2 separate regions of the Homo sapiens genome follow, and region 1 is linked to region 2. The links are chromatin loops, found by intact Hi-C in ENCODE. Cell type or tissue: endothelial cell of umbilical vein. All regions are shown on one strand. Links, peaks and the distances in the headings refer to the core of each region. The heading gives the core; the rest is flanking DNA.

Region 1 (8,330 bases), core at 196-8,195, 770 kb after region 2:
CTCTTGTCTTCTTTTCTCTTCTCTTTCTCTTCTCTTCTCTCTGTTATTCTGCCATATGTGGACATACCAAGAAGGCAGCCATCTACAGGCCAGAAAGAGAGAGCCTTCACCAGAAACTGAATCACCCAGCACATTGATCTTGGACTTCCCAGCCTCCAGAACTGTGAGAAAATAAACTGTCGTTGAAACCAAAAAAATTATATTTTAACTAATTGATTTTTAACTTTGCTTAATGATTTTTGACACATGACATATTGATCAGGATATATCATTATGTGTATAGGACACTATATGTGTAAGGACACCAAGTAAGACTAAGGCCTTACTTTGGTCCCTGGCCTCAAGAAGCTCACATCAATGATGAAGAAAGCGAATGTGTGGAGGGTGGGGTGGAGAATAAAAGATATTAAAGGAAAGGCTTTCATTATAGCATCACTTTTAATAGTCAAGATTGAAAACAACCTCAATTTGGAAAATAATGTAATAAATAATTATGTAATAAATGAGTATAATTACTAGTAAGTCATAGCACTACACATGGTAAATCATCGTGTAGCCATTTATATTTGGTTTATGAGGAATTTTATATGCTATACAAATTTGTATGTTGTAATATTAAGTAAAAAACTGGAAAACGAAATTATATGTGCAATATGGTCACTGCTATCTTTAAAAAAATAGGAAAAACAGTGTGGTTGTCTTTGGGTGGCAAAGTTATGGATGACTTCTTTCTACTTTTCTATATTTTTTGATGATTGCTATTTTTACAATAGCAACACCTAATGAGACACTATTTTAAGCACTGTATACATTTAACTTACTTAATTTCTCAAAAACCCTATGAGTTAGGTATGTTGTTATCCCTGCTTTGTAGACAAGTGAAGAACAGACTTAGAGTAAATTTCCCATCACACAGCTATTAGGTTGTGTAGCCAGGATTTGAATTCAATCTGGCTGCAAGTCTATATTGTCCTATAATAAACGTGTATTAATTCTTATTACTGGAAGGCTTCTAATATTTTTTAAAAGCAGATACACACAATTTGCCATAGGAATTCAAAGGAAGAAAATAAGCCCTGCATCCTGGGAATTAGGGAAGTCTTAGGAGAGAGGTTGAATGGGATTTAAACATGCATTAATTGAAGGAGGGGCATGTCAGATAATAGAAGAGCAGGAGCTAAAACAGTTAAATTTAACATTGATGGCCTGCAAACAATGAAGATACATTGTTTTTGTGCCTGTTGTTTGCATTATTTGGTGTCTTTAATCATTCTGCATCTCCTGGGAGTGCTTATTTTGCTCCTGCACAGCGCTTGCTTTTTTCCCAAAATCCAATACCCTTTCAGAAAATGTCAGAACCAAAAGGTATTATCTTGGACAACCCCCCATCCAGATCAAGGACCCCTTTATACAATTCTTAACAAAAAGCTCTTCTATGTCCCTAAAGAGCCCATTTCATTTTTAGAAAACTGTAAATCATTAGAATATTCTTCTTTATATATGGGCTTAAATCTAATGCTCCAAAACTTTTATCATTGGTCTGGTTTGTCCCCAGAGGTATTCAAAGTAACACTAAGCACTCCTTACTTCCTGGGCCTTCAGTTATCAGACTCATCTTGATCTTTTCTTCCCCGTGATACAAATCTTAGTTTCCGTCTGCAATTTTCCATGGGACTTGATGCTCAAATCCTTCCCATCATCATTCATTCTTTTCAGGAAACCCTGCAGTTTTAGAATGATCTTTTTAAAATGTTTACTCAAAACTGACCAAGACCCTCCTATGGAGAGAACCGTGAAATAACTACCTATCGTGATCTGGGCCCTATCTATTAATGCAGCTCGATTTAGAAGCCTCTTTATACTATTGCCTCATGTTCGATGTCATCAACCAAAACTGTTTTTTTGTTGTTGTTGTTGTTGTTGTTGTTGTTTTTTTTTTTGACAGAGTCTCGCACTGTCGCCTGGGCTGGAGTGCAATGGCGCAATCTCAGCTCACTGCAACCTCCGCCTCCTGGGTTCAAGCAATTCTCCTGACTCAGCCTCCTGGGTAGCTGGGATTACAGGTGCACACCACCATGCCCAGCTAATTTTTTTTTTTTTTTTTGGTATTTTTAGTAGAGATGGGGTTTCACTAAGTTGGCCAGGCTGGTCTTGAACTCCTGACCTCATGATCCACCCTCCTCTGCCTCCCAAAGTGTTGGGATTACAGGCATGAGCCACCACACCTGGCCGGATCTTTTTAACATATATCTGTGTGACACGAGGTATTCCTAAATATAGATTTCATTATTTATTCTGCTCAAGAAGGAAGAATATGATCCTGGTATTTGGATGAAAAAGAAATCCAATAATGGAATTTGACAGTTTTCACTTCTCAGAATAGGCCATACACTAAATCACTGGGTTTTGGACATTGAGGAGAAAACAGGGAGGTTGTGTCATGACTTTGCAGATCAAGAGGTTAAAGGGTTTTTATTTTCTGGGGATATACGGGAGAGATAAAAAAAAAATCTGCCTTTCCCTCGCAGGATAGAAGAAAGACACTAGTTTCCACCAAGGGCCTACTGAGAGCACTGTAATACCCCATATTTTGTGAGTGGCAGCATTTGCTCCAAGTGTTGTGTGTGGGCCCTGGACAGGTGTTTATCCCTGACAACATTGCCACTGATTCAGGCAAAATTAGAGGAAAGATAAGAACAATGACTTTTATGAAAAAGTCCTCTACCTTGTTTGGTTGGCAAAGCCTTGTACTAGTCATTTCTTGCTTTCTTTTCTGTGCCTTCCTATGCCACTGGAGTTAAAGCAGAATTTCCTTCAGATGTAACAAACATCCAGTCTCATATTACTCAATTAGCTTGGGCTAAACTTAAATGTAAAGCACTGATCTGCCTTGTCCAGGATCATTCTGTTTTATTTCACCTGCCATTAAGAGGACTGCCATCGCAGGCTTTGAGGGGGATTCTCACTTGATATTGCAAAGACCAGCTGAACATAGTGCTCACAACATATTCTGCTTCTCTTTCTTTATTGGCACACAAATACACTGTATTTCCTAGTTCTCCTTCTATTAGGGATGGGCGGGTAGTTGAGATCTCCTAGGCTGTGACTAGAAGGCTAAGGCCTTTAAGAAGTAAAGTATGTCCCCTGCATGCTCTCAATCTCCTCCACTGGCTGGAGGCAGTGAGGCCCTAGCGGATCCCTGAGCCACAAAATGGAAGGAGGTTTGGTCTTTGAACCACCTTCTGGAAGACAGCCACCTACCAACCTGAAACATGTCTCTTGGTTTGTTGCCTGGATGAGAAATCAACTTCTATTATGTTTGGGCCATTGTTATATTTTGGGTTCTAATTATTACAGCAGCTGGTGACATATTTAGGTTGGTGCAAAAGCAATTGCAGTTTTTGCTATTACTTTTAATGGCAAAAACCGCAATTACTTTTGCACCAACCTAATACGCATAATCTTGACCTTCTCATTGTGTTAAACTGGCTCAGTTTAAGCTATCTTCTCTCTGCACTATATTTCCTTGGAAAAGCAGCCTCTTTATGGCCTGGGCCTCCAGCCTTTCTCTCATCTTTCTCAATTTTGAATTGACACTGTCTCCTCACAGTCATCTGAATTCAGTATACACACGTTGGATAAGAACTTGTCCACAGAAAGTCCCCAACTAGTTTTTCCTCTCTCTGTCCTGGATGGCAAAGCTGAACCATGGTGCTGAGCCAGCATACTTCCTGTGCCTGCCTCTTATGTGTGTTGTTTTTCAGAAGCAAAGTTACAGACAAGACAGGGCTAGAAAATGTAAAAGCACTAGAGCAGCAGTTTACAGACGCCAGTTCACAGACCTGAACTGAGCTGTCTTCGTCAGAATTGCCTGGGAAGAATTTTTGAAAATAGAGATTCATGGGCCTCACACTCAGAGATTTCGATTTGATGTTTCTGAGGTAGGTGACTAGGAATCTGATTTTTGAAGTATCTTTATGACCCTGATGCATAACCACTGTTCTAGACAATGTCATGTCAGGGTCAGCATTAATGCTAGCAAATATTAACAGTGAAGCATCCCATGATGGCCAGCAAAGCATAGTGGGTAACAGCTTGGGATTTGAAGTCATACTTGAGTCTGAGTCCAGGTACCATCACTAATAAGTTGTGACTTTGGTAAACTTACTTAATGTCTCTGAATCTCAGTTTTCTCACCTGTTACCTGGGCTTAATAATGCACAATAAGAAACTTAAATGAAATAGTGACTGTAAAGTCCCTGGCTTGGAGAAAAGAAGAGCTAAATAAATAATTGTGTGTGTGTGTGTGTGTGTGTGTGTGTGTGTGTGTGTGTGTGTGTGTGTATGTGTGTGTGTGTGTGTGTGTGACAGAAAGAGAGAGAGAGAGAGAGAAGTTCATTTACAGAGATGACAGCTGTAACGACTTCCATACTGGGTAAAAACAGCATTGGAACAACACTGCATGTTTAGATCTTCCTCCCACAGATTACATTATCCTTCATAAACTATTCTTGGGGGCTGGTTTTGCTGCTCCCACCACTACTAGAAGTAACCACCAGAGGGAGTGATTTTGCCCCGTCGTGATCTTTTCAATCTAACCACAGTTGGGTTTCCCCTCCCTCCTTCCTTAAGGAAAAACAAAGTGTAGCCAGGCCCAATAGTCTGATGCATGAGTCTAGCCCTGGTACACACTGAGCACAGGGCAATCTCAGCACCCCCTGAGTACAAAGCAGGTCCCATTCAGGGCAGCAGGCCTCCTGCTCTCTGCTGACCCCAACACTGGGCACCCTGGCTTCCTAGCTGCTGGAAAAAGCTCTTTTCACATCACCCAGGACCTCCAACATGTCTCCTCCCTCTGGCCCCTCTCCTACAGCTCTGGGACGCAGCCCCTTTGACTGCAGGTGTAAGAGGTGGCTTGACCCCACTCCGTCACTTGCTCCTGTACAATCCTGGGCTTGTCACTTAATCTCTCGGAGCTTGTCTCCTGATCTTTAGACTCATCAGTTTCACAGGGTTTTCATGAGGATTAAGTAAGCTAATACACATGAACATGGCTTGTAAATGGAAAGCGCCATGTGAGTGTAATGCATTAATGCTGGCATCAGTTAGCATTTAGCAGCTAACTAACCCCATAGCAGCTAACACAAACCCCAGCGCAGCATCACACCCAGTACACTCTGCTTTTCCTATGAACTATTATCCTACTTCCTGTTTCTCCAAGGCAACTTGACAAAAACCAAAGGATTATTCTGCCTTAGCTTAGTTCACTTTCCCAAGTTCGAGTAAGGAATGTTTATAAACCCGCAGAAAGCCCCATTGTGTCTCATCTGTCCCAACTGTCCATTGATTCTTCACAAATTCACAGCAAACTGAGGAAGCTGGATTTTACTACCGGAAGGTCCACGCTCAGGGTAAGGGAATCTTTGGGTTAGAAAAGTGATCCTAGAAGACCCTACTAGGAATTCCCAAAGGACTTTGAAGAATTAAGGAAAAAAATTAATTTAGGTTCTGGGCCAATGAAGAGACTGAAATAAAAATTGGAAGCTTTTACTTCCAGAACTGCCAAAGCTTGTGGGGAAAAGACTTCACTAAGCCTCAGTTTCCTTGCCTGAAAAATGGAGGTAACAATCTGCCCTCCCACTACTCCATGGGATTTTTAGGGGCGTAATATAAAAGAATTACGATACAAAAATAATGTTGAGTACCTACTGTGTGCCAGACACTGTTTTCAGTATTTTATGCTTAAATCTTCAGAACAAACTCATGTGGTCAGCACTATTACCCCATCTTATAGATGAGGAAATCACGCATAAAGGAACAATAGCTTTCAAAGTGCTTATTGATGATTATCATGATTAAATATAAATGTTCAAGGGGACGGGCATAGGACTCATACCTGTAATCCCAGCAGTTTGGGAGGTTGAGGTGGGAGGATCACTTGAGCCCAGGAGTTCGAGACCAGCCTGAACAACATGGCGAAACCCCGTCTCTACCAAAAATACAAAAATCAGCTGGGTGTGGTGGCACACGCTTGTAGTCCCAGCCACTTTGGAGGCTGAAGTGGGAGGATTGTTTGAGCCCAGGAGGTATAGGTTACAGTGAGCTGAGATGGCACCACTGCGCTCCAGCCTGGGCAACACAGCAAGACTGTCTCATAAATAAATAAATAAATAAATAAGTTTCAGGCACTTATATTTCTGCCTTGTGGCACCCAGTGAAGACATGGGCTTTTACTAATCAGATGATAGAGACTGTCAAGTGAGATGAAGTTTTCTGGGTTCCCCTTAGAGCGGGACCCTTCACAGTAGAACATTTTAAACATGACTGCTCCAAAAGGCAGACATCCATGGGTTAAGATAAAGGACTCTGGGTGCCGTCAAACTAGAATGGGGCGCAATGGATGGATACTCATCCATTTCATGGAGGAGACTAGGAACCAGAACACAAGGTGGCCTCCTCTATTCTTTTGCTGATTTCCCCTTCTCCATCCTGTCCAGGCCATGAATACCCTCCTCCCTAATTCTCTTTCTCCCAGGAATACTGCTTCTCTTCTTCCAGCTGCTAAAGAAAGTGGGGTAGATAAAACTCTGCATCACATCATGGAGATGGCTGTTTAATTTGAGATGAGTGTTACATTACTCATTGCTCTGAGCCCCCTTTGATCCACCAACATTTGCTTCTTTTATCCCCATGTAGTGAGTACATTAGTGCCTGAATGCTGCGTGATCTCATTGTCTTTTAGATGCTGTCAGAGATTATTTACTCAGGAAAACAGATGAATATCTTGTTTAATGTCAAAATAATTACTATTTGGCTGGCCTGACAGTTTATTTATGCTTTCAATATTTTTATGTTTATATCAAAAGAGCATTGCTAAAATTGTATTTTGCCATTAAACAGGATATGACAACTTTTTTAAACTTAATTTTTCTGTTTGATGAGTTTGTTTATTAAAATGGTTAGAAGATAACGGAACCAAGTGGAAATGGTCACTCGAGTTGAAATGTGCAGCTTTATGTTTCTTATTTGTATAAAAGCTTGAAAGAGGCAGTAAATAATGCTTTAAGCAAGGGGCACTAAAATGCAGTGGTTAAGAACACAGACTGTAGCCCCAATTTCAAATCCTCACTCTGCAGTCTTAGTCCAGTTTTTCAACCTATCTGTGACTTGGTTTCCCCATCAGCAAAATAGATATTATTGTAAGAGTTGAAGGAGTTCATATACATAAATTTCCTGGCATATGCAAATGCTGCTTAAGTATTAGCTATTATTTAAATAAACATTTGTTTTTTGCTTTTTGTTTTTTTGCAGTTGCAGGATTTAATAGAGTGAAAACAGAGCTCCCATACAAAGGGAGGGGACCCAAAGAGGGTAGCCGTTGCTGGCTCGAATGCCTGGGTTTATATCCTGATCACTGTCCTTCCTGCTGTGCTCTCAGGCAATAGATGATTGGCTATTTCTTTACTTCCTGTTTTTGCCTAGTTAGCATTTTAGTGAGGTCTCTTTATTACCTGATTGGTTGGGTGTGAGCTAAGTTGCAAGCCCCATGTTTAAAGGTGGATGTGGTCACCTTCCCAGCTAGGCTTAGGGATTCTTAGTCAGTCTAGGAAATCCAGCTAGTCCTGTCTCTCAGTAACCCCTCTCAACAGGAAAACCCAAGTGCTGTTGGGGAGGTTGGTCGACGACCGCTCTAACTGCTTCCTGCTGAATTGGGGCATAATAGGGGTTGTGCAGTTGAGATTTCCTTGGGAGGGGTGCCTTCAATGTCATTAACACGGAGCATGGGCTAGCAGGCCAGTCCAAGGGTCCTTGGTAGATTTTAGTCATGGACTGCATCTGGGGCTCCAATTTAAGAACGATTTGCAGCTTTACAGCTTCAATTCTGGAAGAGACAAACTTAACAAGGAAATAAAAGATACAGGGTCCAAAGAGGAGTAACAATATTATAGCTGCTAGAGGTCCTAAGAAGGGGAGAATTCAGGGCATCCATTGGCTGAGGAGGCCCCAGGGTCCAGTGTTTTGAAGCTCCTCTGCTCTACATTGCATTCGATCTTGAATTTCTTTAAATTTCTCGGTAACAATTCCAGATTGATTAACATAACAACAGAATTCTTCCCCTAAAAATAAACAGGTTCCCCCTCTTTCCGTGGTTAGCAAGTCTAAAGCTCTTCGATTTTGAAGGACTACTGCTGCTAGGGAGTTAAGTTAATCTTGCAAGGTGACCAGGGAGTCGGCGACCCATTCCATGTCACCATTTAGTTCTTGAGACAGTTTGTAGTAGAACTGAGTAGAGGTTGTGATACCACCACACAGCACACCTAGCACTCCTG
Region 2 (8,330 bases), core at 226-8,225:
AGGGCTTCTGCTGCAGAGACCTAATTGTACCCACAGTCCTTTCCATTCCCTCAGGAGGCCTTCCACTCTGAGCCCTAACTAGGCGACTGCTATACGCTGAAGGGGCTGGAGAGAGGGGGAAAGGGAGAACGAATTGGGTGGAAACAGAAAAATCCAGGTACCGGGGAGCAAGAATGAGCGGTGGGTGCAAATGCCCCAGCCAGGAGCAAGGAGAGTTGGCCTCAGTCCCCCAACGTGGAAGCCTTAAGGCCAGCCAGAGTTGCACTGGTACTTCCGCACGTTTCTCACGGGCTTCTCAGGGACTGAGGAAAGCAAGGAGGCCCAACTGGCCTGGTCTGTAAATCTCTTGGTGGCTTCTGGGGCCAGCAGAGAAGGAACCGAAGGAAAAGCCTTAGCCTTAGCCCCAGATCCCCCTCCCCAAACAAGGCCTCTGTCCAAAAGGGCAGATCCAACCCGGCCCTGGCCACGCGCGCGGCTAGTAGAGCGCCAGCGCCTGCTCCCGAAGCACCACGCGCTTCTTCTTCATACGCCTGTTCTGGAACCAGATTTTGACTTGCTGGTCGCTGAGGTTCAGCCTATTGGACAATTCCTTGCGTTTCTGCCTGTTGATGAATTCGTTGACGAGGAATTCGTTCTCCAACTCCGCAATCTGCTGCTTCGTGTAGGGTTTCCGCTTCTTGCGGGCCCTCCCCGGGGCCGCCCCCCACGGCAGGCCTGCAACACAGCCCCAACCCACGTCAACCCAGCCCGTACTCTGTCTATTGCCCGCCCCCAGGCGGTTCACCTCCCCTTACACTCTCCCTTGAACCCCACCTCCCATCCCGGCCCAAACCGGCCCGGGGAGCATGGGCACCGTTTACCGTCGGGCAGTGAAGGTCGCAGGCAAGAGGCAACGCCCGCCGCCTGCACTGTCATGTTCAAGTTGAGCGGGCCCTTGGTGTCGTCCTTGAAGCCAGGGGCGCAGGGAGCCCCCTGGAGCAGGGTCGTGGAGCCCGGCGTGGCACGACCCACACCAGCGTAGTCATACTTGGCCGCTTTGAGAGCAGCCACTGCAGGAGCCAGGCTAGACTCGGGGGCGAAGGACGGCCGGGTACGACCGCGCTCCTCTGGCCCAGCGGCCGCTTCGGGCGCATAGAACTTAGCCTGCTCTTCGGGTCCGTCTTTGGCTGTTGGGGGCTGCAGGCCGAGAGGCCCGGAGCCAGCCAGGTAGGGCTGCGAGAAGCCGCCGAAGGCAGTGGCGCCCGCAGGCTGCGCGGGGGCGCAGGAGGCGGGCGTGGCGGCCCAGGGCAGCGCGCCGCGCGGGTAGGAGATAGGGGGAAGCGCGGCCAACTGGCCGCCATTCGGCCTCAGGTTGGAGAAGTAGAAAGAGTCTGGCGACTGCAGATTCAGAAGCGAGCCCACATAGCCCGCTCTGTAGAGACTGCGCTCACACATCTCCAACAAAGGGCTTCGGCTGCGCTCGCAACAGTATTTAGTTACAACCGGGAATAAGAGGACAGGCTCAGACGATTGGACGAAACTTTGCCTGCAGGTTCTTCAAAGCCGGTCATTTCAGCACCGCCTACATCCCCCCGACCCGTTTTCCCCCCCTTCAGAGTATTATGATAACACCCGCAATGTTCGATGGCGAAGGACGAGGCTGCCAGCAGAGCCAAATCAGGTTGAGCGAAGACTAACTGTCTGCGGGTTTCCAGGCCCGGCTTCAGCAGCTGGGGACATCGGGCAAGAGGGTGACTCTGCCCAAGTGTCCCCTGGGACTCTTCTTGGTCGTGATTGGCTTTGCGATTCGTTTTCCGCAGGCTTTCTGGGCCCGGCTTGCTTCTACCGGCTTTAAGTTGCAGCGGAGGCATTTTCCATTAACCGGCGCCTCTCGACTTATCCGGAGAGGGCGCGGTCCGGCGGCACCAGGAGCTCTGTCCCTTGGCCTGAGCAATGTCACTTTTACCCCAATCACTCCCACAGAGAGGGTTTCTCCAGAGACCTCTGCCTGAGGATCTGGCAGCAAAGACCCATTCGCTACTTGAGCCCTCAGTCCCAGGCCGCAGACACAAAAAGGGCATCACAAACTACCCAATTTTGGGATCCAGGAAGGAGGCCACACTATTTCTGGTTTGTGTCCCCATGGCTAAGAACTCTGATCATAGGGAAATTGCCATACAGGTCCATGGAGAATGTCCGCCAGGGAACCCATCAGCTCGATCCACCAATCGTGGCCAAAGGCTACATTCCTTTTATCTTCAGGAGTCCTCTCCAGGACTACACACTGCAAACCAGAACTCCGAGGTGTCCCCATCCACCAAGTGGAGGGCAAAGCAGGACGAACTCCCCCGACTGGGTGTGGAAAGGCAGAAGAGCCAGAACCACCTGGCCGGGGAACAGCGGGCGTTCGGAGGCAGCTGGCTAGCAGAGTTCCTTGCCTCAGCGCCCCCAGGGGTGCCGGGGATAGGGAGTTCACGGGTCTGACAAACAGGGAAGTGGGAAAGGCAGCAGTTCTTAGCCGGGAGCGGTGTGCTCAGACCCCGTCGCTGGCCCTCTTGCCTAGTCCGGCCAGAGGACTAGGGGTCCTCCCCTCCTGCCTCTGATCCCAAGACCCTGGGAGACCCGGTGACCGGCGCCAGTCTCAGCCTGCAGCAGGACCCTCGGTCTCCGAGCCAAGCTGGAATTGGTTAGATCGCGGGCTCCTGCACTGAGACCACACAGGCGCCGCCGGAGGGCAAGACTGACCGCCGCGCTGCCACTTTATTGTGTGAGTTATGGCGACCAATTGGGTGGCTCTGGGGAACGCAATCGGCCTCTTCCTCCTGCTCTGGTGGGGGGGAGAGAGGGAGTGAGGACGGGGGGGTGGGGATGTCTGGGGCTCCTCTGGCTCTGCCAGAGAGTTTCCTTAGGAGCCCAGGCATAGAGACTCACTCGCTCTCGTCCTCTCTTGGGAGGTGGGGGCAAGCACAAACTGCAATCCCAGTTCCTAGATACTCAAGGGAATACAAGCCTCAGATCCCTAAGAGCTCTTATTTTGGGGAACCCATCCTATTTTCGAGGAGCTGCAGCTTCGTTACTCCCGAAAGCTCCAGCTCCAGGGGTCCCTGCAGTCTCTCCTCACGTTTCAGTGCACGACGATTCCTCGTTATTTCCAAGCCGAGGGGTGTCTCTTTCGGACCTTTAGGCAGCCCTACAACAGCTGTTTGCGCCTCAGGACTAAAGGCATAAAAGAACTCAGTGAAAAACAGGAAAAACAAGAACAACTAGGTTCCCTCCATTGCTCCTTGGACAGTCTTCCCACTTCATCCCCCGGGTTTATGACTTTCGAGGTCTGGCAGGCAAAGTCTTATGCGAGCTGGGGAACCTGATCGAGGGAGGATCGGGGTGGAAAGTAGTGGCGGGAGAGTGGCTTGGCTGGTGATTAAGAGAATGGAACAGGATTTGGCTGAGGAGCGAATAGAGAGCTCTGCCAATGCCGCCCAATGCCCAGGAGATGGCGAGCGCGCTCCATGCCTATCGGGGCGCAGCCGCACGGTCAAGATCAACAGTGAAGGGCGGTGCGGCCTCCCTGGGGTCGCCAGCCCGCTTTCAGACGCAGCCTAGCGCCTCCGAAAGCCGGAGATCTTGGCGGCAAGGCCGCCCCTGACAGCGGAGCCAGAGGGACCCAGGGGGCTGCCAGAGGCGGGGAAGCACTGCAGTCGCCCCTTTGTCTGACCGTGAGTCCCGGCTCCAATGCTTCCTTCGCCTCTTGAATCACGCGACACGGGGACCTCGTTCCCCCACCCGCGGCGCTAAAAACCTGCCGGGTTTCTGAGGAGCTCTCCTGCCGCCTGTCTCCAACCGAAGGAAAGGCCTCTCTCCAAGCCCCCTTAGCCTTCCGGGTTCCCCGAGGGCCTCCCTCCCAGTGCCTGGGCCACTTACCAGTTCCTCTCCTCCCTCTGCAATTTGGAATATAAAGGGAATGCATATGAATAACAAAGCCTTCTTCTGTTATTGATTTAGCCCTCAATCCAAATTCCTCCAGAGAGCGTTTGAGCACAGTTTTAATCTTCAGCAAACCTACCATTTCTCCAAGGCGGGGGGAGGGGGGGAAGTGACATGCAAACTAGAGATGAAAGGAAAGCCTCGAGGCAATCTCCCCTACCCACGATGGGAAACCCGAGAAATAGACAGGGGAAATGGAGTGAAGCTCCGGAGTGTGGGACTCACAAAAAATGGAGGGGAAGTTGGCGATTAGGAGAAAGGAAAAATGTGCCCGTTTCTGATGAAAACACATCTTTTGAGAAAAACCACAAAAACGGTAACGACCCTTCCCGAAGTGTAAGGTGGGGGATGGTGTGGCCCCTTGTGCACGGGTTATTTCTTCTGCAAAGATTGAATCGCGATCATATCTCTCTCTGTTTCTCTGTCTCTGTCCCTCCCCCTCAAAATCGAAGTTAGCTGTCCACGGTCGCCAGTAAGATATGAAAGAAATCAAGCTGGGACAGGGAAAACGAAAGTAGCTCCAAGTCTTAGGTCTCTGCGTTTTCTCTCTCAAAGTCATGAGGGAGCCCTCCCACCAGGAGAGTTTTCACACTAAGTGAGGTTTTAAATATCACTATGTAACTAACTTACACACTAAAACTTTAGCAACCACTGAGTTGATTGTGTGGGGAGCTAACCATGAGGAGTCATCCAGTTCCTCATCGGCCATTTCCCTGAGTGGCAAAAAGGCCTCAAACAGAAAATTCTAGTGCCTAAAAATTGCGTCTGAAAGTTTAGGTTTTATGTTTTCAGTTGTCAACTGCTCTGTGCAGACTGCCCGGAGAAGGCGATATGGGATAAGCTTGAAATGTTTCTTTTTCGATTGCCAAATATGGGTATGTCTTTCTAATTTCAAGACCTTCCTAGTCCAGATGTTTATAATGGTCTTTCCAGGTTGAAAATTTTCAAGTGAGTAAGTTTTTCTATGCACAGGCATACAAATACATATGGATTAAAAAATAAATAGAACTATATAAATAAATTGACAATAGTGAAAGAAAAGTAAAATTTTATTGTCTTTTGAGCTGGCCTGGTATAAAATATCATTTTAAACACTGTAAATGATATCCTCATTTTAAAACATCACTACTTATGTTAAAGTCATGGGCAAAAGGGAGGGAGGGGGGCAAAAGTGGAGAGCATGAAGGTTCCAGAAACCAGAATTAGTGTTGAGTTTCCTTCATCTATAGAGAACATAATTGTGTTCAAGATACCAAGATTTTGTAATAAATAAGAATCGTTTCAAGAAGAAACACAAACTTGAAAAAATAAAACAAATGTATAAGGACTCAGAAGAAACAAAAGAGTTCTGTTTATTGGCATCTCCCTAGGAGTAAAAAGTGATTTTTAAATGTCTGAAGCACTGCCCATGTATCCCAGCTCACAGACATTGCATTTACAAAAATAATCTCTCAATTGTATAAATATGCAGCACTTTAAAAGTAATTATTTATCATCACTTTCAGAAACATCATTATTTTTCTTCTTGGACCTTGGAACTTCACATTTTTCATATTTGTTAGATGCTTTACAGCTCCATGCGAGGCCCCCTTGTTTAGACAGTCAAGTTCTTCATTGGGTTCTGTATGTAAGTTCCCACCCACGGCCACATTGATTCAGCCTCTTTTTGAGGATTGAGGAGATGACCACAATCCCAGACCCATAGATCCAAGGCCAAGAAAAGGAGGTGCATTTATGCCATCCGCGGGTCACTCTACTGATTGCAGCCATTTAAATGTCTGCATTGAGAGCTCAAGAAATGAAGGCATCCACGATCCATGAGGACACATGAGTTTCAAATTAAAGATTATGAAAACACAAACCTACAAAGTGTTAAAAACAAACAATTAAAACAGCAAGTGAAACACCCAAAGTTGGAAAGATTGTCTTCATTTCAATATTGATACAATCCCTATTTAATAAGGTGGCCATTTTTAAAGCCATCACAGTACCTTCAGCCTCCTGTTTTTAGACTTTCTCGGTGACCCCAGAGCACTGCCTGCCTTTCCACTTGCCTCAGGGCAACTGCTGAGAGCTAATGATTCAATTACCTAATTACAGGATATGAACGACTGAAAACCATTCTGTCCTAATGGATTATGAAGATAATCAGTGCTGGGAATGAACAAATAAAGTAATTTTTTAAAAAAACCCTTAAATCAGAATGGCACTTCTGAAGTTCATTGGGGGGCGGATTATTAAAAAATACTTCAAGTCCCTTTATACTGGCCTGGAGGGAGAAACAAAACATTAAAAACAGATATTTTAAAAACCCTAGGCAAGAACAAAACCAATAATAAACAAGTAAAAATCAGAACTACAAAGTCAGGTTGGGCAGCAGAAGGTTTTAGAGCCAGATAAGGGGAAGAGAGAAAAACAATTCACAAAATTTGCCACCATTGGCAGGGGGTGGGGGGAATTAAATACATATTCAAGTCTTTCCAAAGGCCTTTTGGAGACAACCGAATGGCTTCTAAGCTGTCTGTGGCCAACCTGGACCACATCAGGAGACAGTATCTTTGAGCTTGGAGACAATTTTCTTGTCCTTCACTCTTCGGTTCTGAAACCAAATGGTCACTTGTCTCTCAGATAGGTTCGTAGCAGCCGAGATACGCCGCCGCTTGTCCTTGTTAATGAATTTGTTAATGGCATACTCGTTCTCCAGTTCTTTAAGCTGCAGTTTGGTGTAAGGCACTCTCTTCTTCCTCCCTCTTCGGTAGACGCACATGTCCGGCTGATTTAGAGCCACATCCCCTGATACAAACAAAAGCACAAGAAAAATTAGGCTGGGATATTCGGAGCACCTAGCTGAGGATTGTGTGTGTGTGTGTGTGTGTGTGTGTGTGTGCGTTTGCAGGGGTGCAGGAAATTTTTAAAAAATGCCATGCTGTTTGGTCTTTATTATGTACATAGACATAACACTTACCTGTTATTAAAGAAGGATTATTTGCACTTAACAACAATGGTTAATTTGATTGATTATCATAGTTTCTCAAACCGGCATCTTAACAAGCTTGCAATTTTATGGTGTGGTTATTGGGCACGTTCATGAGGACAGTTTCTGCAAATGTCGGTTGTATAAAAACAAACTTACATACATAGACACATACCAACTCAGGTCTTTTGCTCAAATTTTGATTTCCCGCGTTCCTATGTTAGGAGTTCGTGAGCTTGATCTAACAAGCTTTAGTAGTCATCTTGGGGCAGTGATGTCTTTGAAAATGGGGGGACCCAACTCTGTCAGGTTTCTTAGGAAAAAGTTCTCTTTAGGAGAAAAGGGAGAGGCCCAAGGAAAGGGCACGCAGAGACTCTCAACTTTAGGAGAAAAACGTGTCTGCGCTGCACACAGGAAAGAAAGGGCAGTGACGGAGGCAGTTGAAATCAGAGGAGGAATTTACAGATTTCACACGAACTGGACAAATTTCCACTGGGTTAACCCTGGTCACGTGTGGAGCACAGGCACAACTCCCACTCCCAAGTAGGGGCGCATACTCTTAGTCCTTTCTTTTCTCCTTCTCTCTCCCCCTCCCTCGTGTCGGTCCCTTTTCTCCATCGCCCCTACCTGGAAAGGAAGATTTCCAAAAGTGGGACCCCTGTGGCTGGTCCTTGGTGCAGTACACCTGGCTGTTCCACCCGTTAGCCAGCGTCCAGGACTGGTACCCCTCCATGGAGATGTAGGCCTCGTGCCGAGGCTCCCCGGAGCCGAAAGTGGACACCATGTCGATATAGCCGGGCACGTGCTGGTAAGGGCTCGTATAGCCCTGGTAGAAGGATACCTCCTTGGCTCGCGCTGGCACCTCGTTGGCCGGTACGCTGCTGCTCGCCAGGCCTGACACGTCCATGTACTTCTCCACGGGAAAGCCTCCCAGCGAGGCGTGCGGCGATGACTTGAGCGCATTCTGCTGTAAGCCCACGCCGTGCGACATACGGCAGCTGTAGTAGCCGTTGCCGAAGTGGTAGCCGTAGCCCAGCGCTGGAGCGCTCGGGGGCGCTGCAGCGGCCGCTGCAGGCGTGGGTGCTGGGCACTCTTTGGCTGGGGGAGCCTCCGGGCGCGCCGCTACAACGGCAGAAGAGGACGACGACGAGGAAGAGCCCGTGCGCTCAGAGGTCCCGGGGTACGCAAAGCCGGAGGCTGCCGCCGCCGCCGCCGCAGCCGCCGCTGCCGCCGCCGCCGCCCGCCCCGAATGCGTCCCGGCGAACACAGGCGCGGAGAGAAAGCCGCGGCACTGGCCTGACGCCGCCGCCGCCGCCACCGATGAGGAGGAGGAAGAGGCCGGGGCGCCACCGGCGCCCCCGCCGTCTGCCCGCAGCCCGTCCATGTCCCAGCT

The links. A loop is a pair of places that touch in the nucleus more often than their neighbours do. Peaks named below come from ENCODE experiments on the same cell type or tissue, not always from the same donor. Only the 100,000 strongest peaks of a DNase experiment are listed, where the experiment ranks them.
Region 1: a loop joins it to region 2, with 17 times the contacts of the local background. A loop is called at or near these places in 10 of 110 quality-filtered maps.

What each region holds. Positions count from the first base shown.
Region 1 is chr2:175,325,506-175,333,835 of GRCh38, reverse strand. No RefSeq gene overlaps it. Among named protein-coding and RNA genes, the nearest start is that of ATP5MC3, 150 kb to the right of the region's middle. In endothelial cell of umbilical vein, for the core only: a CTCF peak has its summit at 4,556 (motif pointing right); a DNase peak (open chromatin) is centred at 4,565.
Region 2 is chr2:176,092,906-176,101,235 of GRCh38, reverse strand. HOXD13 (homeobox D13) reads right to left here. Exons shown (of 2, transcript NM_000523.4): 1 at 7,565-8,330; 2 at 5,292-6,756. The coding sequence ends at 6,506. It overlaps HOXD12 (homeobox D12), which reads right to left and starts at 1,441. Exons shown (of 2, transcript NM_021193.4): 1 at 861-1,441; 2 at 1-714. The coding sequence starts at 1,434. The coding sequence ends at 476. RefSeq lists enhancers at 854-1,586, 3,128-3,710, 3,711-4,294. In endothelial cell of umbilical vein, for the core only: a CTCF peak has its summit at 3,475 (motif pointing right); DNase peaks (open chromatin) are centred at 3,505 and 4,545; H3K4me3 peaks cover 374 bases; H3K27me3 peaks cover 7,360 bases.